Linked DNA regions of Homo sapiens: region 1 is linked to region 2. A link is a loop called in an ENCODE intact Hi-C map of the cell type or tissue named here. Cell type or tissue: MCF 10A. All regions are shown on one strand. Each heading gives the region's core, and the rest is flanking DNA. Links, peaks and the distances in the headings are about the cores only. Region 1 overlaps SCFD2 (sec1 family domain containing 2). Region 2 overlaps LOC100506444 (a long non-coding RNA gene).

The links. Peaks named below come from ENCODE experiments on the same cell type or tissue, not always from the same donor. Only the 100,000 strongest peaks of a DNase experiment are listed, where the experiment ranks them.
Region 1: it touches region 2 in a loop (8-fold over the local background); 1 of 110 quality-filtered maps calls a loop at or near these places.

Annotation. Positions count from the first base shown.
Region 1 is chr4:53,303,559-53,321,339 of GRCh38, reverse strand. SCFD2 (sec1 family domain containing 2) reads left to right here. Exons shown (of 9, transcript NM_152540.4): 3 at 7,577-7,704. Among named protein-coding and RNA genes, the nearest start is that of SCFD2, 54 kb to the left of the region's middle. In MCF 10A, for the core only: no CTCF peak of the experiment used is centred there; no DNase peak of the experiment used is centred there.
Region 2 is chr4:53,698,411-53,712,395 of GRCh38, reverse strand. All of the region lies in intron 1 of LOC100506444 (a long non-coding RNA gene), which reads right to left. Among named protein-coding and RNA genes, the nearest start is that of LNX1-AS2, 110 kb to the right of the region's middle. RefSeq lists enhancers at 6,922-7,001, 9,726-9,845. In MCF 10A, for the core only: no CTCF peak of the experiment used is centred there; DNase peaks (open chromatin) are centred at 9,265 and 9,575.

The sequences.
Region 1 (17,781 bases), core at 6,799-9,298, 390 kb after region 2:
TTTGGTGATGAATATTTCCTGTTAGTTTCTAGCAGACTGCATTTGACATTTCATACATGCCAACCCAAGGCAGCTTCTAAGATTTCATTCAGAGTTGAGTAATTCTGGTGAATAAAGAGCCAGGAATGAACTGAAATGACCATATTTTCATGTACAGAAGTTTCTTGAAAGACCTTAAAGAGCTATTTGTAGCAGGTTATTATTATGTGTATGTCATTGGTCTTCTTCAAACATGACAATTTGTAAAAACAGTTTGATTTTTAAGAATTCAGAATAATTTATCAAAAAATGACAATTAGTATGTATTGGCATTTTAAATAGTTACTGACAATATAGAAACTACTTATATTTCATAGAATAAATATTCTACTTTCATGTTGTATATTTCAAGGAATCTATTTTAACAAATTAAATTGTATTCTGGTAGCTACAATGAATTCAGTTTATGTCTTTTGAAACCATGATATTAAAAACAGAAAAAAGGGAAGAAATTGTTTAATTTATATTCCACAAGCTGTTGGTAATTTTTTTGTTGTTGTTAATTCTTTTTATTGCTGTCACTGGACTTGTGAAAAAGAAAAAGAGGTTTAATAAAAGAAATAGCAGCATGGGATATTCACTTATCTTTTGCTGACCTTTGGAAAGTTAATCAAATTTGTGCATGTGAAGTTTGAGGACCATGGCATAATGGAAACCTTATTTTTATTTTTTATTGATTTTTTGAGACAGGGTTTTACTCTTCTCTCCCAGGCTGGAGTGCAGTGGTGCAATCTCAACTCACTGCAACTTCCACCTCCCAGGTTTAAGTGATTTTCCTACCTCAGCCTCCTGAGTAGCTGGGATTGCCGGCGTGCACCACCATGCCCAGCTAATTTTTGTATTTTTAGTAGAGATGGGGTTTCACCATATTGACCAGGCTGGTCTCCAACTCCTGACTTCAGGTGATCCGCCTGCCTTGGCCTCCCAAAGTGCTGGGATTACAGGCGTGAGCCACCACACCCTGCCTGGAAACCTTATAAATATAGCTTGTTGGGGACCCAAGGAATCTCAGAAATTGGCATTTTAGTTCAAGCCTTTTATTTTACAGAACAGTGTAGAATTATGGTAAACAGATGGATTTTGGAGTTCACAGCAACCTGAGTTCAAACCCTAATTTACTGGGCATGTAATTTGGGTAAACTGTTTTATCTCATTTAGAATCAGTTTTTTCACTTATGAAATGGGGTCCAATGATACTTATCCTGAAAGGTTGTTGTTATTAAATGAGATAATATAGTCATGCTGCCTATGACATAGTTTTCAATAAGTGAAAATTATAACATTAGTAATAACTGTAAGGGGATATAAAGCACCAAAAAGACTAACCAAGTTACAGAAGCAGCCCATTGGCACTTCCAGTGGTGGACCTGAGCTGTAATCCTCCTTTTTAATTTTTGTAATATAATGAGATGTTAGGCAACTCGTTTCATTTTGTCTCAATTTTATCAGTGTTAAAAATAAGTAGAGACGGGTGGGCCTAGTGGCTCATGCCTGTAATCCCAGCACTTTGGGAGGCCAAGTTGGGTGGATCACCTGAGGTCAGGAGTTTGAGACCAGCCTGGCCAACATGGTGAAACCCCGTCTCTACTAAAAATACAAAAATTAACCAGACGAGATGGCGCATGCCTGTAATCCCAGCTATCCAGGAGGCTGAGGCAGGAGAATCACTGGAACCCGAAGGTGGAGGCTGCAGTGAGCTGAGATCATGCCACTGCACTTGAGCCTGGGTGACAGAGCGAGACTCCTTCTAAAAAAAAAAAAGAAAAAAAGTAGAGGCTATTTCCCCTTCTTTCTTTCCCAAGGACATGTTGTACATAGAGTTAGAGCTAGATTGGAAATAATACCTGTAAGGCAATTTAGACTAGGTTTTTGCTTTTTCAGTTATATGAATGATATATATGTAGAATGATTAAAAATTCATCAAAGTCTTCTTGGAGGGAAACATTTAAGGAAAAAGGCTGAATAAAAGTGGAAAATTAGCATTGTGTAGCCAAGTGACTGTCAATGGCTAATTTTGACCCACAAGGGGAATAGTATGATATTGCTTAAAACAAAAGTGTGCAGAGTTCTTAGAGCTTTACCTGCTTCCGGAATTAATGTGGATCTACTTTACTCTTCACTCCATTCCATCCTGTCCTTTGTGGGACCCATGTGTGAACTTAAAGGATATTATGGATTTGAAAAGAAAACCAACATGAAAAGTGAAAAACAATTGACGTTCTGCATAATTGATTCTCTTTGATGATTTGCATAATATAAGCATGGCATGGTATAGTATTAAGATTACTGGGTTTAGAAGCCATTTGCCTCAGTTGTGATTTTGCCTTTTAAAGATTGAGGTTACTTAAATCAGTCAGTTGCCTCTCTGAGGCTCTTTAAATTGGATTTAAGGAGCTTCAGATAATAGTTTAGCTCAGGAGATGAGGATCAAATGAGATATAAGAAGTTTTGTAAATTCTGAAATGCTTTTGAAATAGAATGGAGTGATGGTATTTGAAACTATATTTAACATTGTATTTTATTCACCTTTCAAAAATTTTCCTTAATTTGGCCATCAGGGGAAAAAAAAAAACAACTCTTTTAGGGTGGGCCTGATTATCAAAAAGATGTTGACCAGCTGTTCCTGAACTTAAGATAAAAGATTAAGCTAGATGAATGAGATTTATAGTAGAGCACAAAGGGTTTAGGTTTAAATAGAGTCCAATCAGAGTTTTGATTTGTTTGAAGCTGTAGTGTTTTTCTCAGGAATATTATAAATTTTTCTTTAGGTGCTTTTAAAAACTAAAAATAGATTTTTCATCTGTCTGTATTGGGTTAGGTAGAGTCCTGCTGAAGATATAAAGATGATTAATATCTTTATATTAGCAAACCTCTAATGTTTGCTTCTGACCCAAGAGTTGTACAACCATTTAATAAGTCAGTCTGGAAATAGAATATAGAATCTGAACTCCTTGTAAAAGTAATAACTGTAGTTTTAAAAGGTCCTGCAGAATTTTACAATAATTAAATTGAAGAGATAAGCTGAAACAAAAGTCATTGCTTAAAAGTCTTTGTAAGAAAAACACTAACTTTCTATAGCTGTCTGTTTTGAAGTAAGCTATAGTAAAGTTCTCAATTTTATTCCTGAAAAATAAAAATTATTTACATCAACTTGTCATATATAAGGAGATTGCTTGCATTGGAGTTTTCAGTGTGTATGAATTCTACATTATCTATTGTTGACCTTTTCATATTAGAAAATGAAGTCGCTGACAGTGATTGTACATATATGTACACAAGTAGTGGGGGAAGACCACTGCAGTTCTACAAAAGGCTTCCTTCTATATCTTACAAGAAAATTCTGCCCTTTGATTTTTCTTTTATTACTACTGCTGCTGCTACTACTACTGCTGTAGCACTTGTGTGTCAGGATTTGTTCTAGGTGCTTTAGATGTATTAGCCCATTTGATTCTTATAACAGCTTACTGAATATGTACTATTACCATCCCCATTTAGGAGAGGAGAAAACATGTACAGAGAGAAGAAGCCCTCCTAGGGACATAGAGCTAGTAGGTGGCAAAATGGCACCTTGTGTTGTTTGGTCCAGAACCTATGCCCCTGCCACTCTGCAGTCTTGCCTAGTAATAATCTACCACACTGGCCGTTGCATATAGTCCTCTCTGTATTGCTTATTTCCCCAGTAGGAAAACAGAAAGTTTTGCACAGTTGGAGATGATAAAGATTTACGTATAATCCGCTATTGCAATTATAGTATGGATTTCAATTAACTTTTCTTGACATAAAGTTTAATATCAGGAGTTGATTTCATGTGAAAATTCAATTGTATGAAATACTGCCTATTGGATCAACTTTTATGAGCATATTAGAGAAAGGCAGTGACTTAACTACCATGCTCAACTCAGATGCTGATATAGGTGTATGTGTGTGAATTACCACATTGCAGTAATAGAGTGACTTGGTGAAGAAGTGGGTGCAGGAGACAAAAAAAATACCAGTAAGTATGACTTTGACCTTCTTCAGTGCCAATTATTCAGAGAACCTTAATTAACTTGTAAATGTTCCCTTGATAAACTTAAAATGACCATGTGTAATGTGAAGTTAGTATGACGTGTTTAGAAAACTGTTTAGGACAGGAAGCAGGCATTAGGAACTCTCACACATATCTAGACATTCAGAATTTTTTTTTTTTTTTTTGACATGGAGTCTCGTTCTGTTGCCTAGGCTGGAGTGCAGTGGTATGATCTTGGCTCACTGCAACCTCTACCTCCCGGGTTCAAACGATTCTCCTGCCTCAACCTCCTGAGTAGCTGGGATTATAGGCGCACACCACCACTCCCGGTTAATTTCTGAATTTTATTAGGGGCGGGGTTTCTCCATGTTGGTCAGGCTGGTTTCAAACTCCTGACCTTGTGATCTGCCTGCCTTGGCCTCCCAAAATGCTGGAATTACAGGTGTGAGCCACTGCGCCCGGCCCAGAATTGTTTATATCAGCAAAACAATTTTTAAGAAAACATGACCTGAGTATGTATCACTGTTAGAGATCATGGAAACTTTGTATTTCTTCTAAAATATTTTAATAGACAAGAGCCAGATAGTACAAGCTTCAAGTGACTTTAGTACATCTGCACTAATCAAGATTGTATGAATAAGCATACTCAGTGTAATTAAGTAAGTGAATTCATCCAATATATCACAAACTCCTGAACATAGTGAATTAAAGACCATGAATATAAGACAATACCACTTATAACAACAGTAATACTAGTAACAACTACAACCACCACCACACAACTTACATTTATTGTGAATCAGGAAAGTGCTTTAAATGAATTATATTATTTAATCCTACAACAATCCTGTGAATTCACTATTATAACTTCCAACTCCACAGATACCAAAAAGAGAGCATTAATTATGTGCACAGTTACACAATTAACAAGTATCATTTATTCAGTATTTACTGAGTGTACCCACCAGAGATCTGCACTGTTCTAGGTAGTGAAGAATTAGCAATGAGTAAAACAAAGTCCCTGCCTTCATAGAAGGACCCCACCTTTTATGAGAGAGACAGACAACAAATAAACATGGAAACATAATAAGTCAGCTGGTAATTAGAATTATGTAGAACAGTAAAGCCCAGTAAGTAGACAACAGAGTGCTAGCATAAGATGCTGTGATAGGCAATGTCACTTTTTTAAGCAGGGCAGTAAGGGGAGACCTCTCTGATAAGGTGATGTTTTAGCAGATACCTGGAGGGAGAGAGAGATTTGTAGAAAGAGTGTTCCTCTGCTTGGAATACGGGAGAAGAATGGTCTAGGAGGCCATGTATTTGGAGTGGGTGAGGAGGAGCATGGTTGGAGTTCGAACCCAGATTTATCTGACTGCGGAGTCCATAAACCACTACACCAATCTGATGGGGCAACCACAACGTTACCTAACTTACTGTGATTTTAGAGATGAATTAGCCAGATACATATTCTCATGGAAAAGAGGAGGGTAGTGACATTCTACTCTGAAAGTTCTGGGTTGCGTTGAGACTTATGTGAGAAATCCCTGTGTTTTGTGGAGAGATATTGTTGAGACTAGAGAACAATTATGAAGCATAAGTTTGGGAAACTGGGATTGTAACTCCCATGCTCAGAATTCTTCCATGGTTCTTCAATTGCCTGCAGAGCTTTAGAGAAATTAAGTAACTTTCTGAAAGCCTCATAGCAAACAGACCTCCTTTTGAATTATGATAAAGACTGTATTCATAACTGCTGAGCTATGCTGTTCTTCTCAAAGTGTGAAATCAATCACATGCTCCTTGGCTTCCTGTCACCTACATATCAAAGTTGACATGACTTGGCAAGGAATGCAGAACCCCCAGAGTGTGGCTGCACCTTCTTTTATGCTCTCCTTCCACTGCCCCTCCCCGTGCACCTTGGCATGCAACAGAACAGTGCTCCTCAGGGTCATGTTCCTAGGATTTTTTGCATTCTGAAATGTCCTTCTTTCTCTTGTTTTGTAACCAAGATTTTATATCTTTCTTGAAGGCTTTTTTTTTTTTTTTTTGCCATTTTCCTTCCCAGATTGAGTTTTAACTTCTTCCCAGGCTGCTTTTAGAGCTTATGTATCTTTGTACTTGCTCATCATTTCCAGTAGAAATCATTCCTTCAGTCCCTATCCTCCCAGCTAGGATTATGCTTGCATAAACACCTATGCAAGCATTGACCATGGCTTTTATTACCACACTTTTTTAGTAATTTATTTGCTTTTGTATCTGCCTTGTCTTCTAAACTATGCCATTCAAAGCTTTTTAAAAATCTGTATCCCAACCAAATACAGGGCTTGGCATGTAGTTTACCTGCTTACTTAAATTAAACTTAAGAATATTAGATGCAGAGTTATAATGATGACAGATTTGATCAGATTAAAACAAGTGGAGTATGTTGAGCAGTAATATTAGTTCATTATGGAAAGATACATGATAATAAAAACTATTCAATGAAAGATTATAATGTGTCAGGCATTAAACTCAGTGTAAAAATACATCATTCTATTATTCAATATCCAATTCAAATTTGGAAGATATGTCTTATTAGGTATAACTTTAAAACTAAATTAAAATCTTAATAGATGTAACTTTAAAACTAAATTAAAAATGTATTTATTTTTGAACTATTACTAAGTGGATAGTAGGAGAGTGAGTAGGGCTTTAATTGGAGGAAAAAGTCTTTAGAAAGGGACAGAAGTCATCCTTGTTTCTTTGTATTCAGTTTTTAAAACGTTACTACAAATGTGTATACTTGGCTACATGGCAGAGATCTTCCGGAAAGAACACTGCCCTCATTTATAATTTGGACATAGCATGTTGGGTGAGACAGAGGGCTATTGGAGAAGTGAGCCCAGATGAGACCTTGCATATAATGCAGTGCTTCGTGCTGTTATCAACGGTTAATTGTAAAGGTTTTAGTAAGTACCATCCTTCCAACCTAAGGCCCAAAGTGGGATACTTCAGGCCATGGCTACTTAGCATAATTCCTGATTTTCATTTAGTAGGAAGCCTACTAATTAGGAAGTCTGTTGAGTAATTTTTGAATGAAATGCTCATTGCTGATTGCTTTGTTTCTTGGACAAGTATTTAATCTCGAATTGATATAGTGCTTATAATCACTGATAAATCATTTTGAGACTTGCATTTAATTTTGGCTTATATAACATTTATATTACTCTAGTGATGTTGAGTTGAATTCTGAAAGATTTAAGTGCAAAATCTTTGAAAAAATTTATCACATAGTTTTCCCACACTTCTCATCACACAGTACAGCTTTTCTTCCCTTTTTTTCACTTGATTTTATTGTTTCCTTAATTTCTCAATATTTTCTGCCAATTATGTGAATTAGACATTCTTTATTTAATCCTAATACTTAGAGTCTATCAGTAGGAAAGACTACATTAATGCTCAAAAATATATTTTAAAAAGTATTTTGCTTTCAACCCTTTCCAGTATCCAGTAGAAATTTATTCTAAAGCTCTTTTTGTGATTTTCCTGCAGTGACACCACAGCCAAAGCCCTATGGGAAGCTTTACTGAACACTAAGCACAAAGAGGCAGTGATGGAAGTTCGGAGACATCTAGTGGAAGCGGCAAGCAGAGAAAACCTGCCAATCAAGATGAGTATGGGTAAGCCTAAACCTAGGACACAGGCAGCCTCTGAGGAAGCTTATTTAAACCTGTTCTGAATTGTGGGCCAAGCTAGCCAACATGGAATCTAGGCCAAAGTAGTAACGACTTTTGTATACTGTTGAAAGAATAGGGAAGGAATATGTGCACGCTGCCCTTGGGCTCAGCAATGACCACTTTTCTTAGACTCAGCTTTGGGAACTCTCTAGGAGAGTTTTTGCTTACAAAGAATAATTATTTTAGTTTCTTATTGATCTATTTTAGAACTGTCAAAATTGGTCTGGACTACCTCTCCTTAATTCTATTCCAACCCTACTCCCTTTTTTCCCCCATTCTTCCCCTATTACCCCACTTATGGTGGGTAAAAGTTCTCTTATTACTTTCGAATTAGTGACTGAAATGGTACTGAGAAAAGAATTGAGCAGTCAGACATGGTCTGGCCTAGTCCCTCACCCTTAGAGTCCTAATTGTCAAGTCACATCAGCGTTATTTCTTCTTCACCAGGAATTACATACCTAATTTTTCTATTTCTTGTTTTTTTTCACATCCATCTTTGTCTTTGGTATTAGATGAATATGATTGCAATGGAATTTAAGTTTTAAATGGCTTTTTTTCTTTTGATCAAAAAGTCAGAGAACCACAGAAGTAATGCGTTGATTTTAGAAAAAAAATTTGGCTTTTAATTTTTTTGTTTTAAAAAATATTAAATAATTTTATTGATACAGAAATATTTAAATATGGATATTGAATCTGGTTAATAGGTAGAATTTGTTTCTGGAAGTTTGCAAAATTTTATTTTTCTCTTTTAAAAATAAGGTTTCTCTCTTATAATCTGTTCTTAGGTATTCAGTAAATATTAGTACATTTTATTGGATGGGAAAATTTTTCTTTGCTGAGATTCATAGGCCAAGTTCTTGATTACACATGGGGGCAAAAATCAAACTAAGTTGAAATAGAACAAAATTTGAAAGTAGCAGAATATGGATGAATCTAGGAAGAAAAATGTTACAGGGTTATAACATGAAAAGAATATGACTTTTAGTGTATTAGGTAACTATATTTGAGGGCTGCAAGGAACATAATGATGATAAGAAAAGTGAAATAACTAACCATTATTGAGAACTTACAGTATGCTAGGTCTTTGGACTGTTTATATGTGTTATCTTATTTCATTCTTAGAGTAATTCTATGAAACAGGTACTATTAGTATCCCATTTTGCAGGTAGGGAAACTGAAACAGAAAAATAAGTTGCCCAAGGCCATATATCTGATAAGTGGTAGGACTGGAATTCAAATCCAAGAATTTTGATGCCACGTAATATGCACTTTATTTATAAAATCATCCTAATTTGTACAGCCAATGCCGGAAGTGGTTTTGAAGGGTGAGAGCTCTTTTACTAGTTTTGAATTAATAAATGAACTGTCATACTAAAAACAATTTAGCAGACAGACATGCCCTAGCCTGGTCCCTCACCCTTAGAGTGGGTCTCAAATTTGCTGCACTGAGATATCCTGGCACTTGACTATTAATTGTCTTTCCTTTCTTCCTCCTTTCTTCCTTCCTTCTGTCCCTCCATCTCCCATCCCCTTCTCTCCTTTCCTTTCCATAGCCCTAGGTACACATTAGTAACAAGTGTATTTACCTCATTGAGTGTCTTATTCTTAAGTATGTTGAAACAAGAACTAATTAATATTGTGAATCGGCCGGACGCAGTGGCTCTCGACTATAATCCTAGCACTTTGGGAGGCCGAGGCAGGCGGATCACGAGATCAAGAGACTGAGACCCTCCTGGCCAATATGGTGAAACCCTGTCTCTACTAAAAATACAAAAATTAGCTGGGTGTGGTGGCGCGCACCTGTAGTCCCACCTACTCAGGAGGCTGAGGCAGGAGAATAGCTTGAACCCAGAAGGCAGAGGTTCCAGTGAGCTGAGATTGCGCCACTGCACTCCAGCCTGGCAACAGAGTGAGACACCGTTTAAAAAAAAAAAATTGTGAATCAAGGAAAGTAGGAATGCACAAAGGGTCTTCATGCTAAGGTTAATTTATATTGTGTTTCAGTGATACAACATTATGATACTATCACAGAGCATAAATCAGTTTCTATTGCTCGATTCAGGACTCTTAAAAGAGCAACAAACTACTTTTCTAAAGGGCCGTATCTTTGAAAAATAAGCAGAGCCACAAATTTTTAAAAAGGACAGGTAATCCCATAAGCAATTCACATTTAAATGTTTGAGTTTTCTGTCAATCAAAAAAAAAAATTTTTTTTAAGATAGAATTGTTTGCTTTATTCCACAACTCTAGATAGGGGCTGGGGTGAGAGTGGGAGGAAGAAAGAAGGAAAAAAACAGAGGATTGTTAGCAAACTTCTGTTGTAAGAAGGACCAAAAAGATTGATTCAAAGCATACTCCAACCATGTGCCCACTACTCTTTAGTAACAGATAACACAGTATGGCTGCCCATTTTTGCTTCATATCACTAGCCGGAATTTCTTGGGTCTCATTTTCATATATAAACAGATTCATAACTATGAACAGTAAGGAAGAGAACTGGAACTTGTAAACATAATAAAACATTGATTTTTGAAAACTGTCTATCATATAGCTTATCATATAGCATTTAAAACTATAACATATATTTTAAACTATGCACAATTCTCCCATCCTTGCTATAGTTTCTACTGAAGTATAAATTTTTCTGACTGTGATAAAGGCTTCTAGTATTTTTGAGATGTTAAACAGATTTTAATTATAGACTCACGATTCCCTTGTATTTAAATTTATGGGGAGGGATCCCATGATTGAAACCTCATATCTTAAATATAAAATTTCTCAGTACAAGGTAAATTCATGTTAAAACGTTATGAGCACCAAGAGAAATAAACATCATCTACTTAAAGGAAAAATGTTTAATTGCTAAAAGACAGAGAAAAATTCATTTTATTATTGCACATATAAACATGTCATCCTTCTGAGAGCTTGTTATTAAATTGTCAGTTAACTAAATAGATATGTTCCAGAAAAGTGACTTTGAAAACACTGAAATGCAGTTGTATTTTTCCCACTGGCTTTCATAATGAAAAATGTATTCTGAAAGTAACAAAACAAATAGACCATTAGAAATCCATTTGTTTAAGTCTAAAATGGCCACTCACAGAAGAAATGAGTAGATGATGCCCATCTCAAACGCTGATACATTTTACAGAGAATCTTTCACTGGAATATGATTGTGGTTGAGGAACTTCACATATCTGTCCTATAGTTCTCTACAAAGTGGACATATTCCCCAGTGTTTAATGGGTGACAGAACTATTCTATTATATTAGAGCCAAAGTAAAACAGATATCTTTATGATACTGTCTTTTCTTTGTAGCCAGAGTTCTTGAAAGAGTGTTCTATGCTTGATGCCTCTGTTTCTTTATTATTTTCTTACTAATGTAGTGCAGTCTGGCTCATGACACTTTTTTACTGGAAAGCCTCCCAGACCACTAAATATAAGGACATTTTTGCCAGTCACCATCCTTCTCGACCTCTTTGCAGCATTCACTACTAGACTTTGCCACTTTCTTATATGTCTCTCTGTGTTTTCTGTGACTTTAGCCTCTTCTGATTGTGATGGAGTATAAAGTCAATTATATCTGAGGGTGAATCACAGTTCTGCCACTTATTAGCCAAACTTCAATTTCTTTGTCCATAAAATAGGGGAAATAGCTATTTTCTGGACTTTTGAAGGAGAATAAAAGCTCTGAGCAGAGGGAAGTTATGACTATCAAGCAAACTGGAATGAGTAAGCTATAGTTACAGTCTCTGCCTATGGGAACATCTGCACGGGAAACTAAATTATAAGGTTATTTGATGAGAGTGAATGCAAAGCAAACAGATCAAGTTAGATTATTTCTCCTTTCTTTCTCGGAAATGTACTAATTCATTCTTTCCACTTCACTCATCTTTTTCTAGGCTTTATGCTAAATATCTCCCTTCTGATAACCCTGTCTTTTTTTAAGCAGAATTCTAAATAGTTTTTCCATGTTCAGCCTGGTTATAATTCCATTGCATTGCCTCTTTCCTGACTCTGTTCATTCCTCCTGACTCCTCCTCCCTGCACCGCCAACATCCCCTTGACTGTATTTGGGATTCCTAATCCTCTGTGGTCACACTTTTATGGAAAAAATCTCTGGAGTTACATTTCTAGATGATAATCTGATCCACTACAAGGTGATACTTCTTAATTTGCTCTCCTAGTTCTGGGACATCTTAGTGTCAGCCCTATAAACTCACCACCATTCTCTCTTTTCCTAATTAAATACGATGAGTTCTTTCAACCATTTGGGAAAAGACAAGCCTTTCCTACTTTTTACTTCTAGTTTTAAGTCACTGGCAGAGCTCTAGTTTGTTAACATTCCTCCTAAAATGTGAATTCCAGAACTGAACAAAGATGTTGTCTTGTTTTTCCCCTATTTTGAACACTGTACTGTACTGTGCTTCTCTTTTTTTTTTTTTGAGACGAAGTCTTGCTCTGTCGCCCAGGCTGGAGTGCAGTGGCGTGATCTCGGCTCACTGCAACCTCCGCCGCCTGGGTTCAAGCGATTCTCCTGCCTCAGCCTTCCGAGTAGCTGGGATTACAGGCCCATGCCACCATGCCCGGCTAATTTTTTTATTTTTATCTAGTAGAGACAGGGTTTCACCATGTTGGCCAGGCTGGTCTCAAACTCATGACCTTGTGATCCGCCCGCCTCGGCCTTCCAAAGTGTTGGGATTACAGGCGTGAGCCATCGTTCCCGGCTTGTGCTTCTCTTAATAAAGCCCCAGATAAGATTTGTGATTTTTGTTTTCCACCAATGCCACACTTACTTTCATTTCTGAATTTCAACATTTAGCAGTATTGGCTTTGAAAAACAGCAATACATCAAAATACTTTAAAATTTTGTTTGATACGTGTTTTTTAAAAACAGCATTGAGAGTGTTCTACTTCCTGTTTTTGATATGTGAATTCATCCAGTTCTGGCTGAGTAATAGCTGTGTTTTTGATCACATTTATATTTTTGCCTTCACGGGAAAAATTTTCTCTGAGATTAAGAGGAGCATGTGTGCATGCAAATCTCTTTGTTATGTGTGTATAAGAGAGAGAGAAAGAGAGAGAGAGAGGGATGGGAGGAGAAAGAGTGAGAAATGGATGGGGAGATGGGGAGACTGCCCAACTTTGCAAAAAGGAAAAGTTAAAACCTAGTAAGACTAACATACCATGTGATATATGGTCATTTATAAAGGATGAGAACATCTGGCTGCCTCATAAGAGACATATACTGATTATTGACTCACACACATCTTTGTTTTTATATATTAGTTGATACCACAATTTGGGGAATGGGGAAGGGAATTAACTTTTATTGAATAGCTACTTTGTTTCAGGTACTATAAAAGAAGTTTTGCATAGTTTGTTTCATTTAATGCTCCCAATAGTATAAATTTGGTAATTTTTTAAAAGTCCCATTTCACAGGCAAGGAAAACTGAGACCACAAAGCTGAGGTTTCTTTTCCAGGATTACTGTGCCAATTGTTAAGTTCTTGTCTCTCAGATCTAAACTCCCACTTCGTGATGCTGGGGCTGGGACTTTCAGACCACACTTCAGCTTGCCCAGCTGGATCCCTGTCAGGCTATGCTAATAAGGGGAACTAGAGGGAAACCTCAAGGCTAGAGGGTAAGAAGCAGCCTTCTCCTTCGTTTCTGCTTTCTGTGGACTTTCCTTCTGCTTGTGAGTATCTTGCCAACAGTATACTCCTTCACCACAGCAGTGGCAAGTTTTTCCTGTGGTAGCAGCTGAATCCAGTGTGCAGTTCTTCTAACACCTGGAAAACTAGCTTCAGGGCACCCTCTCCTCAGAGGTACCACCCCAGCCAAGTAGTGCTCCATTGTCAGAGGTTTGCATTTAAGTCCCTACATTTGTAAGTTTTAATAATTTCAATCTCTTGCTTCTGTTTCCTCCACACTGGTGGTGGGAGCTACCTCCCTGGTACCTTGGAGTTCTCTTTTTATCCTTTCAATTACCCACTTAACAATTCTGTATGTTAAGTTTTCTCTGTTCATGTCACTGGTGTGTTTAATGTCTTCTGACTGGGTCCTCACTGATGGGTTACATAGCAAGTAAGCAAGGATACAAAGCTGGATCTGTCTGACTTCTATTATCAGGCCTCTTTAGAGAGAGGAGTCAAACAACTAGGGATTGGGGGAGGTAGTGTCTACAGAGCTACAAGCTCAGATATGATTATGCCATGCCCCCGCTTAAAACCCTTTGGTGGGTCCCTCAGGATAGTATCCAAATGTCTAAGCATGCTATTTATAAAGATGGTTCTGCCTTCTAGCCTTATGCTTCACCTACCTATTCTCATTGCTTTCCCTCTCTATTACCTATTTCCCTACATGAACTTTTGCAGATCCAGGACTTTGTTGTCTGTCTGAAATACTTTCATTTGGTTGTTCCTCCAGATCACTCTCCGCCCCTCTATATCTGTGCCTCTGGAGACTGACCTTCGTGGACTGCCTTTTCCAGGCTTTGCTTCTCATTTGAGTTTGGCCTATGAGAGGCATAGGCAGGAGATTTAGAGGGTGAGAGGAAAGTATAGTTAGGATATTGTTTGCCTGGCTTCTTCCTGCCAGGATGCAGTTGGCGTGCCATCTTTTTCCTGCCAAGACCTTGACTAATATAACCACTCATCTTCCAATACACTCATTTGCACACAAAAATGCACATCTTTCCTGTCAAAACCCATCTGATTCTTCATGATTAAATACAGATGTCACTTTCTCTGTGGAACCACATCTGATTCCCTGCTTTTCACTCCCTCAACAGGCTGAATAAATTGCTCTGGCTTCTAAGGACACACAGCTCTTTTTATGGATGCCTTTTTAGCACTTACAATGATGTGATATAGTTAAGTGTGTGTGGATCAAAAACCTTGCTAGATAGTGTACATGTCATGTCCTTCATTGGCCATTGGCTTGGTACACAGTGGGTGGCTTAGTGCTTGTAGTTTGAATGAATGGATTGCCTGATGAGTATGGGTGAGTAACAGAGAGACAATGAGTATTTCTATTTTCAATAGAAAGAGGCAGAAATAGTTTTCATTGAATTAATAATTAATAATTATTATTTCTATTTACAAATTTCCTTTCTGATACGTATTATTCCTTTTGATGTCTCTCTAGCATCTGATCACGTCTTCTTTGTTGGGTTCTTTTCCCTTTGTCTTCATGTCACTCTGCTCTTCTGATCTCTCCCTCTTTCTGATAATTGTTTTATGCCTTCTGTTACTTCTAGTTTCCTAGAAGGTTGTAGATATCTTTGTATCTCCTGTTGTGCCTTGCACATAGATGCTACTTAATGACTGCCACCAATGTTAGAGCCTTATTCTACTTCTACACTCCACTCCAAAATAAATAAAAAACATAAAACCCCATTTCCTATGGTTCAGTATCCTGGGCTTTCCAGTTCTCTCCCAACATTTTCTCTATCATAGCTCTCATCTCTTTGTTTGTACTATTATTGTATTACAGCAATTACCACCAGACTCAGAGTAGTTGGGGCTGAGAACTCTTACCTATGCTTCTTAGTATTCTTTGCACCTAACATAGGAACTTGAACTTACTGTATACCCAAGAAATGTTTACGGAATTAATAAATAAATTCTTGAATTAACAGTGTCAGTTGGTATTTGTTACATATTTATTTAATGGATTGCTTTTCTATCACTCTCCTGTGGAATCCAAGAGTGACACTGATTTAGAACATAAGTTCTCAAACTTCTTGGTCTTAGAACCTGTTTACAGTCTTAAAAACCTAAAGAGTTCCTCAATAATTTTTGTTTATGTGGATTACATCTATTGATACATGTGGGATAGGTGAATGGATAGCTGGATAGATACAAAACAACGTGTTAGAAAAGAAAGCAAGGAGTATTTTAAAATATTTATTAATTCATATTGAGATAATAATAAACCCATTATATGTTAACAAAAGTGACATTTTTACAAAAAATAACTATATTTTCTAAAACAAAATAAGGTAGTGAAAAGAGTGGCATTATTTTACATCTTTGCACATGTCTAATGTCTGACTTCATACAAAACAGCTGGTACTTTGTATTTAAAAGATAATTAGTATGTGTGCTTATTATGTAATAGATCCTGTACACGAAATATTTGACAAGGGCATCAAGATGACACAATGGGAAAGAATAGTCTCAATAAATGCTGCTGGGAAAATTGGATGTCCACATACAAAGAATGAAATTGAACCCTTATGTTACACTATATACAAAAATAAACTCAAAATGGATAAAAGACCTAAATGTAAGATGTGAAACCATAACACTCTTAGAAGAGAACATAGGGAAAAGGCTCTCTGACACTGGCGTTGGCAATGATTTTTTGAAAAAATAAAAAAATTTAAAAAATACATATGTATATAATGGGTTAATATATAATGAAATATTATTCAGCCTTTAAAAAGGATATCCATTTGCCACAACATGGATGGACTTTAAGCAGACCTGCAGCAGAGAGTCCTAACTGTTAGAAGGAAAACTAACAGAAAGGAATAGTATCAACATCAACAAAAAGGACTCAGAGACCCCAGCCGAAGGTCACCAACTTCAAAGACCAAAGGTAGATAAAATCATGAAGATGGGGAGAAACCAGCACAAAAAGCCTGAAAATTCCAAAAATGAGAACATCTCTTCTCCTCCAAAGGATCACAAATCCTCGCTAGCAAGGGAACAAAACTGGATGGAGAATGAGTTTGACAAATTGACAGAAGTAGGCTTCAGAAGGTGGGTAATAACAAACTCCTCCGAACTAAAGGAGCATGTTCTAACTCAATGCAAGAAAGCTAAGAACCTTGACAAAAGGTTAGACGAATAGCGAACTAGAATAACCAGTTTAGAGAAGAACATAAATGACCTCATGGAGCTAAAACACACAGCACGAGAACTTCATGAAGCATACACAAGTATCAATAGCTGAATCGATCAAGCAGAAGAAAGGATATCAGAGATTGAAGATGAACTGAATGAAATAAAGCAAGAAGACAAGATTAGAGAAAAGAGAATGAAAAGAAACAAAGCCTCCAAGAAATGTGGCACTATACAAAAAGAGCAAACCTACAGTTGATTGGTGTACCTCAAAGTGATGGGGAGAATGGAACCAAGTTGGAAAACACTCTTCAGGATATTATCCAGGAGAATTTCCCCAACCTAGCAAGACAGGCCAACGTTCAAATTCCGGAAATACAGAGAACACCACGAAGATACTCCTTGAGAAGAGCAACCCCAAGACACATAAACGTCAGATTCACCAAGGTTGAAATGAAGGAAAAAATGTTAAGGGCAGGCAGAGAGAAAGGTTGGGTTACCCACAAAGGGAAACCCATCAGACTAACAGTGGATCTCTTGGCAGTATCCCTACAAGCCAGAAGAGAGTAGGGGCCAATATTTAACATACTTAAAGAAAAGAATTTTCTTTTCTTTTTTTTTTTATTATTATTTAAGTTTTAGGGTACATGTGCACAACGTGCAGGTTTGTTACATATATATACATGTGCCAAGTTGGTGTGCTGCACCCATTAACTCGTCATTTAGCATTAGATATATCTCCTAATGCTATCCCTCCCCCCTCCCCCCACCCGACAACAGTCCCCAGTGTGTGATGTTCCCCTTCCTGTGTCCATGTGTTCTCATTGTTCAATTCTCACCTATGAGTGAGAACATGCGGTGTTTGGTTTTTTGTCCTTGCGATAGTTTGCTGAGAATGATGGTTTCCAGCTTCATCCATGTCCCTACAAAGGACATGAACTCATCCTTTTTTATGGCTGCATAGTATTCCATGGTGTATATGTGCCACATTTTCTTAATCCAGTCTATCATTGCTGGACATTTGGGTTGGTTCCAAGTCTTTGCTATTGTGAATAATGCCACAATAAACATACATGTGCATGTGTCTTTATAGCAGCATGATTTCTAATCCTTTGGGTATATACACAGTAATGGGATGGCTGGGTCAAATGGTATTTCAAGTTCTAG
Region 2 (13,985 bases), core at 8,472-10,971:
ATGGGAATGTGAGTACCAACCTCTTATGGATCCTATGAGGATTCAGTAAAATTTCCATGTAAAATTTTCTTAAATTTGATTTAACAACAACTTTTTATAGGCTTCTCTTAAATGCTATAGAAACAAAAAATATTTATAGCTGAAAAAAAAAACAAAGCACTTGGCAGAGTGTTTGGCATGTAGTAAGTCCCAGTAAACATTAGCTATTGTTTTTACAAATTTCTCTCAGATCTTTGGAGGCACATTCCGGCAAGAGGTTGCACAGTCTTTATTTTAGTGTCCAGAAGACACACATGATTCAGAGAGGTTGGGAGGGAGTGAAAATGTGAGCTCTCTCTAGTGGGTGCTTTCTGGTACGAGCACTCTATCTGAAGGGAAAACCTTTCCAAAGGCTTAGAAATTGAAATGTTTTTGTGCTTAGCTCAGATCACCTCCTCTTGGGGGCAGAAAAGATGAGAAGGCCCAAATGAAGAGTCCAAACAATGGAAGGTGCAGTGGCAAGAGGCAACAACGACAAAGGCCAACACTGCTCAGGAGAGCAGGGGTCCAGAGGGTAGGAGCGGGAAGTGGGGATCCACGCCACAGGGGGATGGCAGAGCAGAGACAGCCATGGCCACAGCTAGCCACACAGCTGCTGGGAGCCAGTTAGGACCAGCAGGCTTTCTCTCAGGCAGCACATCCCTCACCAGGACCCATGAATTAATGAGTGGAGCACAGGCTGGATTTCAGTTCAGCTCCTCAAATGGGTCCTTGAGCAGGACTCAGACTTCACAGCCTTCAGCAGTGACCCTGGGCTGGGGGTGGGTGTCTGAATTTGGATATAACCCAAGAGTCCAGAACCAAGAAGTTGAGAGCAAGGAAGCTGATATCTGTGGAGGGCAGGAGAGGAATGAGGGAGGATCTTAGCAAAATGTTTCTCTATATTTTGCCACATCTGTGAACCACTATAATGGGTTAGCTTCTTCAGAAATGGAAGCTGAAATGAAGGTTGGGATATAGGATGTTCATTAGGGACTAGCACTGCAGAGGAAACAGGAAGGAAGTAGGATTGAGCAGAAGGAGAAATCAAACTGCTGTGCAGGCCTGACAAAGCCTCAGCCAATATAATGAGATGGAATGGGGGTCTGGAGCAAGAGGAAGGATTGGGACCCCATTAGAGGTTCCACCATCAGAGAAGGACATGGCCTCGGGCAGGGTGGCTCTCTGCAGTTGAGGTGGACCCTGAAGGAGCTTCCAGCCGGAGGCAGTCTGCTGACCACATTCCCCATGGCTTCAGCAAGGCCCTCCTTGAAAGGAGATCCGGGTGGCACATCTCCATGTGCCACCAAAAGCACCTCGACATCTATTCATGGTCAGTTCTCATTATTCACACTAGTTATATTCTATAACATCTCTGCAAATACTGAATTAGCAAATACTGAACCATTGCTCCCAGGTGAAATACAGGGTTAGATACCTGTGAGCCTCTGGTCATAACATTTTCATCAGTCAGTCAATACATGACCTTCTTTATATGTGTTTCCATTTAAAGACACCTTATTTAATACATATTGTTGACTCAGTGGCATTGAACTCATGACCAATATCACACTGTAACTATGCCTGAAGGAAGAGTGTCTAATACATGTAGGTTCTCCCTAAGGCACATCACAGCTTTCCTGCACTTAGGAAAGCTAGAGAGTACTGTGGCTCTACATGTGGGGGTCATTTTAACAGTGAAATTACCCAAAAAAAGGCAGAAATGCAAAAAACATGGCACTAAATCAATCACTTGATTATAGACACTTGTTTACAGTATGAGAGCTGAACAAAATAGAGCATTACCTTGCTGGGCCTCAGCTGAAAACTTGTATAGATGGCAACTCAAATGTTTTGCTGCTCCACACATGTCTGCAAACAATAGCAAAACCACTGCACATACTGACTTTGGAGTTACAGATACATTTTAGCAAGTTGGCAAATTCACAAATACTGAATCTATGAATAGTGAAGATCAACTGTACCTAACTTTTTTTTTTTTTTTTTTTTGAGACAGAATCTTACTCGGACATCCAGACTGGAGTGTAGTGGTGCGATCTTGGCTCACTGCAACCTCTATCTCCTGGGGTCAAGTGATTCTCAAGCCTCAGCCTCCCGAGTAGCTGCGATTACATGCATCACCAGGCTCGGCTAAGTTTTTGTATTTTTAGTAGAAACGGGGTTTCACTATGTTGGCCAGGCTGGTCTCGAACTCCTGGCCTCAAGTGATCCACCCACCTCGGCATCCCAAAGTGCTGGGATTACAGATGTGAGCCACCTCACCCATCCCAATCATATTTAATATTTTTATTTACCTCCTTTTTTGTAACATATATATTTATTCTCATTTTAGATACTATTATTGATGAAATCATGGTTTCACTGTGTTGGGTATATTTTTATTAACATACATTAATTTAAGAACATTCCTGTTAATAATAAGCTGTTCTTCTTTATGCCATTTAAAATTGTCTCATGCACCCCTAGTGGTACATAGATTTAAGGAGCTAGTGAACCTGGTAGGCTGGATTTTGTGGGTGACAAGGGATTCGATACATGAATGGTTTGTTTCCACCCAATCTCAGGAAAATCTTCTCTCCTTAGGTTTCTGTCAGAATCATTCATTTGTTCAAGGATCACTGGGCTAGAGGAAACCAATTTCTCTTCCATATCCACTCAGTGTAAGCTATGTTTATCTTTCACTTGCTAATAAAACAATAGCTTGTGTTTAATGTGGATTGATTCAAATAAGAGAATTCAGCAACTTTCCAAGTCCACCAACTTCTTCCTGTGTGGTTAAGCATTCCCACAGTTGATGAAAATGGAGAAAGGAAATTACAAAGGATTTGAATATTATCCTGAAAGTTATTTGTTTGCTTTTAAAATCTTAATAAAAGATTTCTCCAATTTATTTTTCATAACTTCATGGAAAGCAAGAATAATTTCTGTGAAAGAGGTGATTAGCAAGGCAAAAACACCATTTTATCTCAAAATACACTGCTAATCAATTTTAAGTGTTATCTCCATTTGTAATTTAGGATGTCCAGGGTTAATAACATTGCAAAGATTCTCTGATGGTGCAATAATCACGGGATGTAAATTGATTTCTTTCGGTGGGGTGTTTGTTAAAAGCATATGAGCTTTCTAATTGGCCTTCAGCCACTCTGCCACATTGTGATCTAACTATATTGCCCTATAATTTGTAAGCACTCACTGAGTTATTTATAGATAACATGAAATATTTGTTAGTTCACAGTGGATATGATTTAAACCAAACCAAAGACAGTATATAAATGTTAAAATCTTGAACCTATGTTAAAATGTTCAAGAGCCTATGTTCTATTTTCTTTCCTCTGTTGTGTCCTCTGATGAATATTACTACCCATGTCTGGGTTTCCTTTGTAATTCTCTTCCAATTAATTACTCCAGAGAGAGAAGAAAGAGTTGCTACAAATATAACATAATTAAAACTCACTAGTTTTAAGAGCGCGGACTGCAGATGAAGGGAAAATCTGTGGTCCCTATGCTTTATTATCTTGCAGAATCCTTCAGGACAATTCTGCTGTCCTTGGCTTTTAGAGCACCTGGTTTCCCTTTTTGTTTTATCCCATGATGGTGGCAGTAGGTTTGGTCTTCACAGAATGCACATCTAATCCACATGTTACTTGCTTTGTTCTCTAGACCTCAACATTCCCACCTGTAAGCTGCAGCACACCAGTATGTTGCAAACAGGTTACCAGCCATTAACCCTGGACATCTTAAATGGCAAATGCCATAAGATCCTCAGCCTTCACAGTGGCCAGGTGGCCACCTGGAGTGCATGGGGCCTCCTAATTCATGTATCACCTCTGGCCTTGAATAACTTCATCCAGAGAGTCTAATATACAGCACAAGAATGATCCTTTCCTATGTGTGCCATGACATGAAAGAGGTTGGGGAACACCACCCAAGACCAAGGTCCGTCATGACTTTGGGAACCTCGAAGGGTTCTTTAATGAATGTTTACTTGACTTTCTAGTACCTGCTGACTAGTTCCCCAGAACACCCGGCCCATCTTTAGAACTCAGCTGGCCAAGCTTACTTCATCCCTGCAAAGATTGACTAGATGTTTACCTAACCCACTTTCCCTTCCTGGGCTTAGATGCAAATTACATTGCCCAGACCCCTTTCCTCTAGATGCATGCATAAGACCAGCTCCTGCTGATGCAGTGTAAGTGGAAGTAATGTGTCACTTCTGGGTGAAGGCCATTGAGAGTCTTTTGCCTTGTCCATACTTTCCTTCTGACTTCTCCTTTCAAAATATCCATGGACACAACATGTGTTGAAGATGGCAGGTAGGTCTGGGAATGACTGCATTTTCTACAGCCATAGACTGGCCGATTGAAATGGACTTTCATGGGAGTGAAAAATAGATTTTGTTTGTATTATGCTCTAAGACTTCAGAATTTATCAGTTATAACAACTAACATAATTTACCTTAATCAGTACAATTCTTTGTCCCCATAGACATACACAGTGTTATGGGCTGAATCTGTTTCCCCCAAAATTCATGTGTTGAAGTTCCAACCCACCCCACCCCTCCCCAGCCGGCATATTCCAGAATGTAACCATACTTGGAGAAAAGGTCTAAGGAAGTGATTACGCTGAGGTCATTAGGGTGGGGCATTAATCCAATATGACTGTGTCCTTATAAGAAGAGAAAGATGCCAGGGCTGGTGTGCACAGAGGGATGACCTCAAAGAGGCAGCAAGAGGTCAGCCATCTACAAGCCAACTGAGAGGCCTCAGAAGAAACCAACAGGCACTTTGGTCTTGGACTTCCAGCCTTCAGAACTGTGAGAAAGTAAATATCTGTTGTTTCAGCCTCCCAATCTGTGGTATTTTGTGACGACAGGCCCCAGCAAACAAATGCACATAGTAAAGTCACCTCACGTACCATCTCATTTCTCTCTTATTTCCCAACAGGTCTGCATGAATTTTTAACCTGTAGGCATCTGCTGAGTCCTTAAGGATGCTAGTTTGCTAGCTCTCTTATCTCTGCCATAGATATCTTTCATGATCCAAGATTAATTGTGGAAACTCCTGTTCTCAGGCAAACTCAAACACACACCAAAGCATGCACACACACACACACACGCACACAGTACATGTTGCTTTCCTTGATATTTTCCACATTTCATAATTCTCTTGATCACAGAGGTTTATTCAATGAAATTGTACCAAGGGCTGCCCTAGATTTGAACTTAGCCCAGTCTGAGACCCCACGGGCAGCTAGATGAGTTAGGTGAACAGAAGCTCCAAATATTTGTGAAAGATTCTCCTTTCACTGCATCTCCTTCCTAGCCAGAGCCCTCAAAGCTTGTCACTAATAACTCCCCTAAGTTATAGGTTTCTGTGACACAGAATCTATCTCCTGAGACCGTGAGCATGAGCGCTGCCTGGTATGTGCAAGGTCAGAGGACCCTGCCCACTTCCCTCCCGCTCCCAGAGCCAAGGCTACCTGTGGAAGCTACAAACCTGTCTAACCATGGAATTGCCATGTGGAGCCAAGATCATGCTCTGCTGATGGAAGCAAGATGCATGATCCTGAGCAACCCACAAAACGCAAGGCACCACCTTGCAAAAGCTGTGTTCTGGCTCAGAGCTTTCGAATAGGCAACCATCCATTAACATACAAGTTTCCGAATTATACACAGGGCTACCTGCTTGGCTGATTGTATTTTACCCTTTAGCTTGGAAATCTTGTTTAACACAGCTCCCTCTACTGGGCTATTGCTTACTCTGAAGCTTTTGGTGTCCAATTTGGGAGAAAAGAACCAGCCCAGTTAGCTGTTGAGGAACCAGCTGATAGAATGAAGGCGAAAATGGCATTGTCTGATGCGAGAATACTAAGGGATGTATACATGGGGCCCTCTGGGTTTTTGCCAATCCTGTTTGGGTGTTTCCCTACCTTAGGTCCCTTTTGGCATCTTAGTAATCTGTCTTCTGAGAAAAAAGGGGCAGTAATCCTGACCTGCCTTCTAAGGGTTACAGGATAATACGGTTACAGCATATTCTTCTAGGGAAAAATACGATCCCAAGTTCAGTCCACGGGAAGTCAAGCATCAGAAACAACAGGGCAAAGGTGTTCCTGAAAGCCAAGCCAGAACACATTGACAGAAGGGCCCCTTCCAAAATAAAGACAGCCCTAGAGGACAGCAGGCAGCCAGGCAGAGTCTTATCTGGGACATCAGTGGGCATTCCAGGCTCAGACCAAAGACTATTCATGGACCTTTGTAGAACTGCCACAGACTCTGAAAAAGGGACGATCCAGATTTTCTGTTTTCATCCTGGAAGTTCTTTTTCCTTTCTTGCTGCAGAGTGGGGTCAGAAGGAAGCTTTCAAGCAAGGAATGAGGCAGGGAAGTCCCTGAAAATGTGCCTCCTCTCTCTGCAGAGCTTAGCACAAGGGATGTAGATGACTCCCAGTCAGGCAGAGAGCTGAGTCCATCCCTGTCACACACATAAGTGTCATGTATGACGGAGTTTGAGGGAGTCCAATAAACAGTACATTTTGTCTCTGTTACAGGAATCAGGCAAATGAAGATCCAAATCGACAATATTGATAAAAGTCAGGCTGGAGAATGTGGCTTTCAATATCTTAGCTAGGTGGACGTTTCAATATCTTCTCTTGAACTAAACTCATTCACTGGGCTACAAGCAGCACCTTCCTGGCCACAGCCAACCTCTGTAAAGTTTATGACACAGAGCAGTAGAAGGAAATGATCTCCACCAGGGAAAAACCAGAGCCACTCTGTCCTAGCTCCCTCTCTGGAACTAACTCTCCAATCAGATAAGCCATTCCTCATCTCCTGGGGAGATGAGTAAAAGAGGTAAACAGTGGCCAGTTTCCTCTAGTGGAGATCTTTTCACAGAGAAGGAAGCTCAAGAGAAGGAAGTAAGCATCCACCAGCAATCTCTTCTGGAGGTCTCTGTGGACATTCACCCTCCTTCCCTCTGCACAGGAACAGGTGGGCACTCACACTTCCTCAGCACCTGGCAGGCCAACCAGCTCAGGGGCTTTCCAAGCCTGCAGTTACATTCATAGCTGGCCTTATCATCCTGCAGCATAACTACTTCTCTCTCTCCTATGTTACAGTACGAACTCCTGGAAGGCCGGGACCATATTCCATTACATTTAAAATTCATTTCTGTAACCCTGGTACCTAGTATTAGCACATAGTGGATGCTCACGAAATGTTTCTAGAATGAATGGACACGGGTGGATGAATAAAACAAGTGAATAGACAATAAAACCAGGGGAACCCCACAGGAGTAAGACTTTTTTCTAAAGATAAAGGAAGGCTTTGACTTGGTCCAAAGGGAAAGCCGACTCAGCCCCGGGGGCTTCATTTGAGAGCCAGTCTCACAGGAGCCCCCAGAGTGAAGAGAATGTGGATCTGAACTAAACTCCTCAGCATGCCAGGGTTTCCCAGGCTCCATTAGCCCCTTGCTGGGTCACCACAGCCTGGCTCCAGCCCCTTGCCTGAGTGTGGGTCTTTCTGAAGTATCCTCTTGTTCCACGGATCCTCAAAGCTCTCCATATTGCTTCCGTTCCTTCCCATCTTCCCTCCTGTAAGTTGGTAGGACTTCTAGTTCCATTCAACCCTGCAATCCCATTACTGGGCTTGCTCAAAGGAAAATATGCCCAAAGAAAACAAAATTATTCTTCCAAAAAGACACATGCACTTGTATGTTCACCGCTGTGCTATTCACAATAACAAAGACTTGGAACCAACCCACGTGCCCAACAGTGGTAAGACTGCATAAAGAAAATGTGGTATATACACACATTTGGAATACTATGCAGCCATAAAAAAGAATGAAATCATGTCCTTTGCAGCAACATGTATGCAGCTGGATGCCATAATCTTAAGCAAATTAATGTAGAAACAGAAAACCAAATTTATAAGTGGGAGCTAAACACTGAGCACACATGGACATAAATATGGGAACAATGGATACTGTGGACTACTAGACAGTGGGGGATGGGGGGCAGCAATTAACTATTTATCGGGTACTATGCTCACTACATAAGTGACAGGATCCATACTCCAAACCTCAGCCTCATGCAATATTCCCACATAACGAACCTGCACATATACCTCTGGTATCTCAAATAAAAGTTGAAATTAAAAAAAAATTAAATTAAAGAAGAACTTCTAGTTCCAGGATGGCCATCTGGTTTGAGGATCTTCAGCCCAGAGAAACACAAAGCCCTCTCACAACCGAAGTACAACTGTTGATACAGTAGGAGCTAGATATTCACATAGTATACATCATACGTTTTTGTTTTTTTGGTCTGGTATAGACTCAAATAGCAACTTGCCCAGAAAACATAGTCCTTAAATACTGATTGGATAATTAATTGATCAGTGATATGTTTAATGACATTGACCATGGATACAATAGCATGGCCTTTGAATAGAAGAAAGACCATGGAAAGGAGGAGTTGTGAGTCCTGCCCTCTTTTTCCCCGGACATGCAATGCAGTGGTTGAGACACTGAATACAAGTCTGACTGTTCCACCTCTGTCACATCTTGTACAAGTTCTATAATTTTTCCAAACTGCAGTTTGTCCTTCTGTCAGCTGGAGATAATTATTGTACCAATCTCATAAGACTGTTCAATATGAAATAAAATAAAACACATAAAATGCTTAGCCTTGTATCAGGCACATAGTAAGTATTTGACATAAATATGTTTTTATTGCTGGTGTTGTTTTTGGTTTTATTTTATGAGTTAAGATCCTGGAGAAGTGCAGGAGGTCAAAGGGAAAAGATGATAATAGCTTCCAGGGACCCATGTTGAGTGGCAAGGCCCAGAGTGACCCCGTGCTGTGGCACGGATCTGTGATTCTCCAGATGTTCACGAAGGAATGGTTTTCTGCAGAATGAAGGAGCTGAAGTGCAAATGGGGTCAGGGAATTTTATAGGAGCTTGGAGGAAGAGTCAAGAGTAGAGTGTTCAGTCGTTACATCAAGTGAAAATAGAGACGCTGACGAAGAACTCGTGCCCTTACCTGGAGAGCTTGCCCTTAGGAAAGAGAGAGAAAGAGACAGAGAGAGAGAGAGACGCAGACACACACAGAAAGAGACACAGACACAGAGAGAAAGCACAGTCCCTCTTGTGCTGGCTGCTGACCAAACCCCACTGTGCCTCAGCCCAGCTTCCTGCCTCCCTGGGGAGGGGAAACGTGTCCCTTGGCCAGTAGCCATCAAAGGTCTTACAGGGATGCTTTGTGTCTGACCTGCCAGGGAAGGCAAACGAGCCCCACTTTTTGTTCCCCAGGGAACTGGCCTCTTAGGGACACTGGCGAGAGTTGTCTGCACATGTGGTCAATGGAGGGAAGCAGCTAGCACACAAGGGGACCAAAAGGGATGGCGGCGAAACTGCACAGTGGTAGGGGGAAGCCCGCGGGCTATTTTAGGCCAGGCTCAGAACTGGAGTCAATGGAGGTTTTGTTTATGTAACATCTGCAGAGGGCCCTTCAAAGCAAATAACCCTGGGTCTCCAGGCCAGGGCTGCAGCGAGCAGGGGTGGGGCCGCGAGCTTCCTGTTGTTCTTGGCACGGCTGCCCAGCTGTCTGCGTGGCTCCTCTCAGAGCCATTTGCCGCCTCACTGCTTGCTCCCTACGATCATCTTCACAGCTCTTTTCCTAGGGGCGGGTAAACAAAGTACAAGAAGCAGTGCAGGCAGAGCCGTTCCTCGGAGAGGTGACTCGAGCACTGTGCCCCAGAAAGTTGCCCTCCTGACCCCAGGGCTCCCCGGCCGCCCTGCAGCCTCAGGAGACCCCAGGGCGTCCTTTCTGCACATCCCCTTAGCTGAGCGGCTTTGCTGTCAGTTTCAGTATGGTAGGGAAAGGGGCCTGGCTCTCAGGTCTGCCCCATACAGGTCTGAACCCAGAGCTGCATTTGGCAGTTGCTTACTCTTGTGCTAAGTGCTCAATCCCCATTATTTATTACAGGCAGAAACATACATATATACGAGATAAATAATGTATGTTAATTTCCTTTCTACCAGGCCTGTTTGAAGGCATGAACACTATATTGTTATCTTTTTGAAACACAGATTCCATTGGGAAAGATGGGGATAAGACGGCCTTTTTCAAGTTTAGGAAAATTTATATGCACAAGAATGTAGAAATCTGAAACTGACAGTTTGATAAACTTGTTCACCTATGTATCCACCCACGTAACTACTACCCTGATCAAGATACAGAATATATCCATCGCCCTTATGTGAAAAGCTCCTTTGTGTCTCTTTCTGGTTAATAACCTGCTTACCCCTACTTATATTAGTCTGCCAGGGTGCCAGAACAAAATACCAAAGGCTAAGCGATTTCAATAACAAAAATCGGTTTCTCACAGTTTTGGAAGCTGGATGTCCAAGATCAGGGGACTAGAATGGCTGGTAAGGGCCCTCTTCCTGGCTTGCAGATGGCTGCTTTCTCAGTGTATGCTCACATGGCCACTACTTTGTGCACCTGGAGCAAGCGCTCTGGTGTCTATTCTTAAAAGGACATAAATTCTATCAGATCAGGGCCCTAACCTTATGACCTCATTTAACCTTAATTACTTCCAGAAAGGACTCATCTCCAAATATATTCACATTGGGGCTCAAGGCCTCAGCATACGAATATGGAGGGGACATGATTCGGTCCATAGCACTACCACGGTGCCTTCCTCCCCCAGTGATATGGTTTGGCTGTGTCCCCATCCAAATCTCAACTTGAATTGTATCTCCCAGAATTCCCATGTGTCACGGGAGGGACCCAGGGGGAGGTAATTGAATCATGGGGGCTGGTCTTTCCCATGCTAGTCTCGTAATAGTGAGTAAGTCACATGAGATCTGATGGGTTTTTCAGGGGTTTCCGCCTTTGCTTCTTCCTCATTTTTCTCTTGCCACTGCCATGTGAGAAGTGCCTTTTGCCTCCCGCCATGTTTCTGAGGCCTCCCCAGCCATGTGGAACTGTAAGTCCAATTAAACCTCTTTTCCTTCCCAGTGTCAGGTATGTCTTTATCAGCAGCGTGAAAACAGACTAATACAGTCAGTTGGTATCAGTACAGTGGGGCGTTGCTGAAAAGATAGCTGAAAATGTGGAAGCGACTTTGGAACTGGGTAACAGGCAGAGTTTGGAACAGTTTGGAGGCCTCAGAAGAAGACAGGAAAACGTGGGAAAGTTTGGAACTTCCTAGAGACCTGTTGAATGGCTTTGACAAAAATGCTAATAGTGATATGAACAATAAGGTCCAGGCTGAGGTGGTCTCAGATGGAGATGGGGAACTTGTTGGGAACTGGAGCAAAGGCGACTTTTGCTATGTTTTAGCAAAAAGACTGGCGGCATTTTGCCCCTGCCCTAGAGATGTGTGGAACTTTGAGCTTGGGAGAGATGATTTAGGGTGTCTGGTAGAAGAAACTTCTAAGCAGCAAAGCATTCAAGAGGTGACTTGGGTGCTGTTAAAAGCATTCCATTTTAAAAGGAAAACAGAGCGTAAAAGTTCAGAACGTTTGCAGCCTGATGATGCAGTAGAATAGAAAAACCCATTTTTTGAGGAGAAATTCAAGCCAGCTGCAGAAATTTGCATAAGTAGCAAGGAGTCTAATATTAATCCCCAAGACTGTGGGGAAAATGTCTCCAGGCCAAGTCAGAGACCTTCACAGCAGCCCCTCTCATCGCAGGCCTGGAGTCCCAGGAGGAAAAAGTGGTCTCATGGGCCAGTCCCAGGGTCCCTGTGCTGTGTGCAGCCTAGAAACTTGGTGCCCTGTGTCCCAGCTGCTCCAGATGTGGCTGAAAGGGGCCAACATAGAGCTTGGGCTGTGGCTTCAGAGTGTGCAAACCCCAAGCCTTGGCAGCTTCCACATGGTGTTGAGCCTGCAGTCCACAGAAGTCAAGAATTGAGGTTCGGGAATCTCCACTTAGATTTCAGAAGATGTATAGAAATGCCTGGATGCCCAGACAAAAGTTTGCTGCAGGAGCAGGGCCTCATGAAGAACCTCTCCTAGGGAAGTGCAGAAGGGAAATGTGGGGTCGGAGCCCCCACACAGAGTCCCTACTGGGGCACCGCCTAGTGGAGCTGTGAGAAGACGGCCACCGTCATCCAGACCCCAGAATGGTAGATCCACAGGCAGCTTGCACTGTGCACCTGGAAAAGCCACGGACACACAATGCCTGCCCGTGAAAGCAGTGGGAGAGAGGCTGTATCCTGCAAAGCCACAGGGGTGGAGCTGCCCAAGACCATGGGAACCCACCTTTTGAATTAGCATGACCTGGATGTGAGACCTGGAGTCAAAGGAGATCATTTTGGAGCTTTAAAATTTGACGACCTCACTGGATTTCGGACTTGCATGGGCCCTGTAACCCCTTTGTTTTGGCCAATTTCTCCCATTTGGAATGAATGTATTTACCCAATACCTGTTTTTCCATTGTATCTAGGAAGTAACTAGCTTGCTTTTGATTTTGCCAGCTCATATGTGGAGGAACTTCCCTTGTCTCAGAGGAGACTTTGGACTATGGACTTTTGGGTTAAAGCTGAAATGAGTTAAGACTTTGGGGGACTGTTGGGAAGGCATAATTGGTTTTGAAATGTGAGAACATGAGATTTGGAGGGGCCAGGGGTGGAATGATATAGTCTGGCTGTGTCCCCATCCAAATCCCAACTTGAATTCTATCTCCCAGAATTCCCATGTGTTGTGGGAGGGACCCAGGGGGAAGAAATTGAATCATGGGAGCCAGTCTTTCCCGTGCTATTCTCATGATAGTGAATAAGTCTCACAAGATCTGACAGGTTTATCAGGGGTTTCTGCTTTTGCTTCTTCCTCATTTTTCTCCTACTGACACCATGTAAGAAGTGCCTTTTGCCTCCCATCATGATTCTGAGGCCTCCTCAGCCATGTGGAACTGTAAGTCCAATTAAACCTCTTTTTCTTCCCTGTCTTGGGTATGTCTTTACCAGCAGCGTGAAAACAGACTCATGAAAACAGACTAATAGGCCCAGCCCCTAGCTGGTAACTACTGCTTCACTTAATGTCTCAAAACTAGAAGAAACCCAAATGTCCACCAACAGAGAAATGTACAAGTAAACTTTGATCTACTCATACAATGGAACATTTTGCCTCAATGAGAAATAATGAAGCCAGGTGCGGTGGCTCACATCTGTAATCCTAGCACTTTGGGAGGCCAAGACGAGCAGATCACCTGAGGTCAGGAGTTCAAGACCAGCCTGGCCAACATGGTGAAACCCTGTCTCTACTAAAAATACAAAAATTAGCCGGGTGTTGTGGCACACATACCTGTAGTCCCAGCTCTTCAGGAAGCTGAGGTACAAGAATTGCTTGAGCCTGGGAGGCGGAGCTTGCAGTGAGCCAAGATCACACCGCTGCACTGCAGCCTGGGTGACAGAGAGAAACTCTGTCTCAAAAAAAAAAAAAAAAAAAAAAAAGGAATGAGCTCATGGTATATAGGATCCATTTTCGGCTTTCCTCTGAGCAGGTTATGAATAAAACACAACAAAGGCCTTTGGATTTTGAGAATTCTGATCTCTGCCTGGACTGCCCCAAAAGTTTGTTTATTCCAACCAAGTTTAATTATTCCCTCGTGTTTGTAGCAAAAATTTCAAGTTTTTAGGGACCTTGCCTAACCACTGATAATCTTCCCACTCTACCAGGATAGACAATGGAGACCCCAGCTCATATCACAAGTGTCACCAGTAGAGCCTTTTAATATGAAACGTATCTTTCTTCGGGGAGAACTTGACTTCAAATTTGGATTTTCTGTTATTTTTATTAAAGAACAATAGGGTAGCCAGTTGGCTGAGGAAAAAGCAGTTGTTTCAAATTAGGTGTAATTTTGAATTCAGCCAATATTGGCTTAACAGATTTTACCCAAGATGTTTTTCTATATATAGGATGTTTGACTTAGTCTTAGAAAG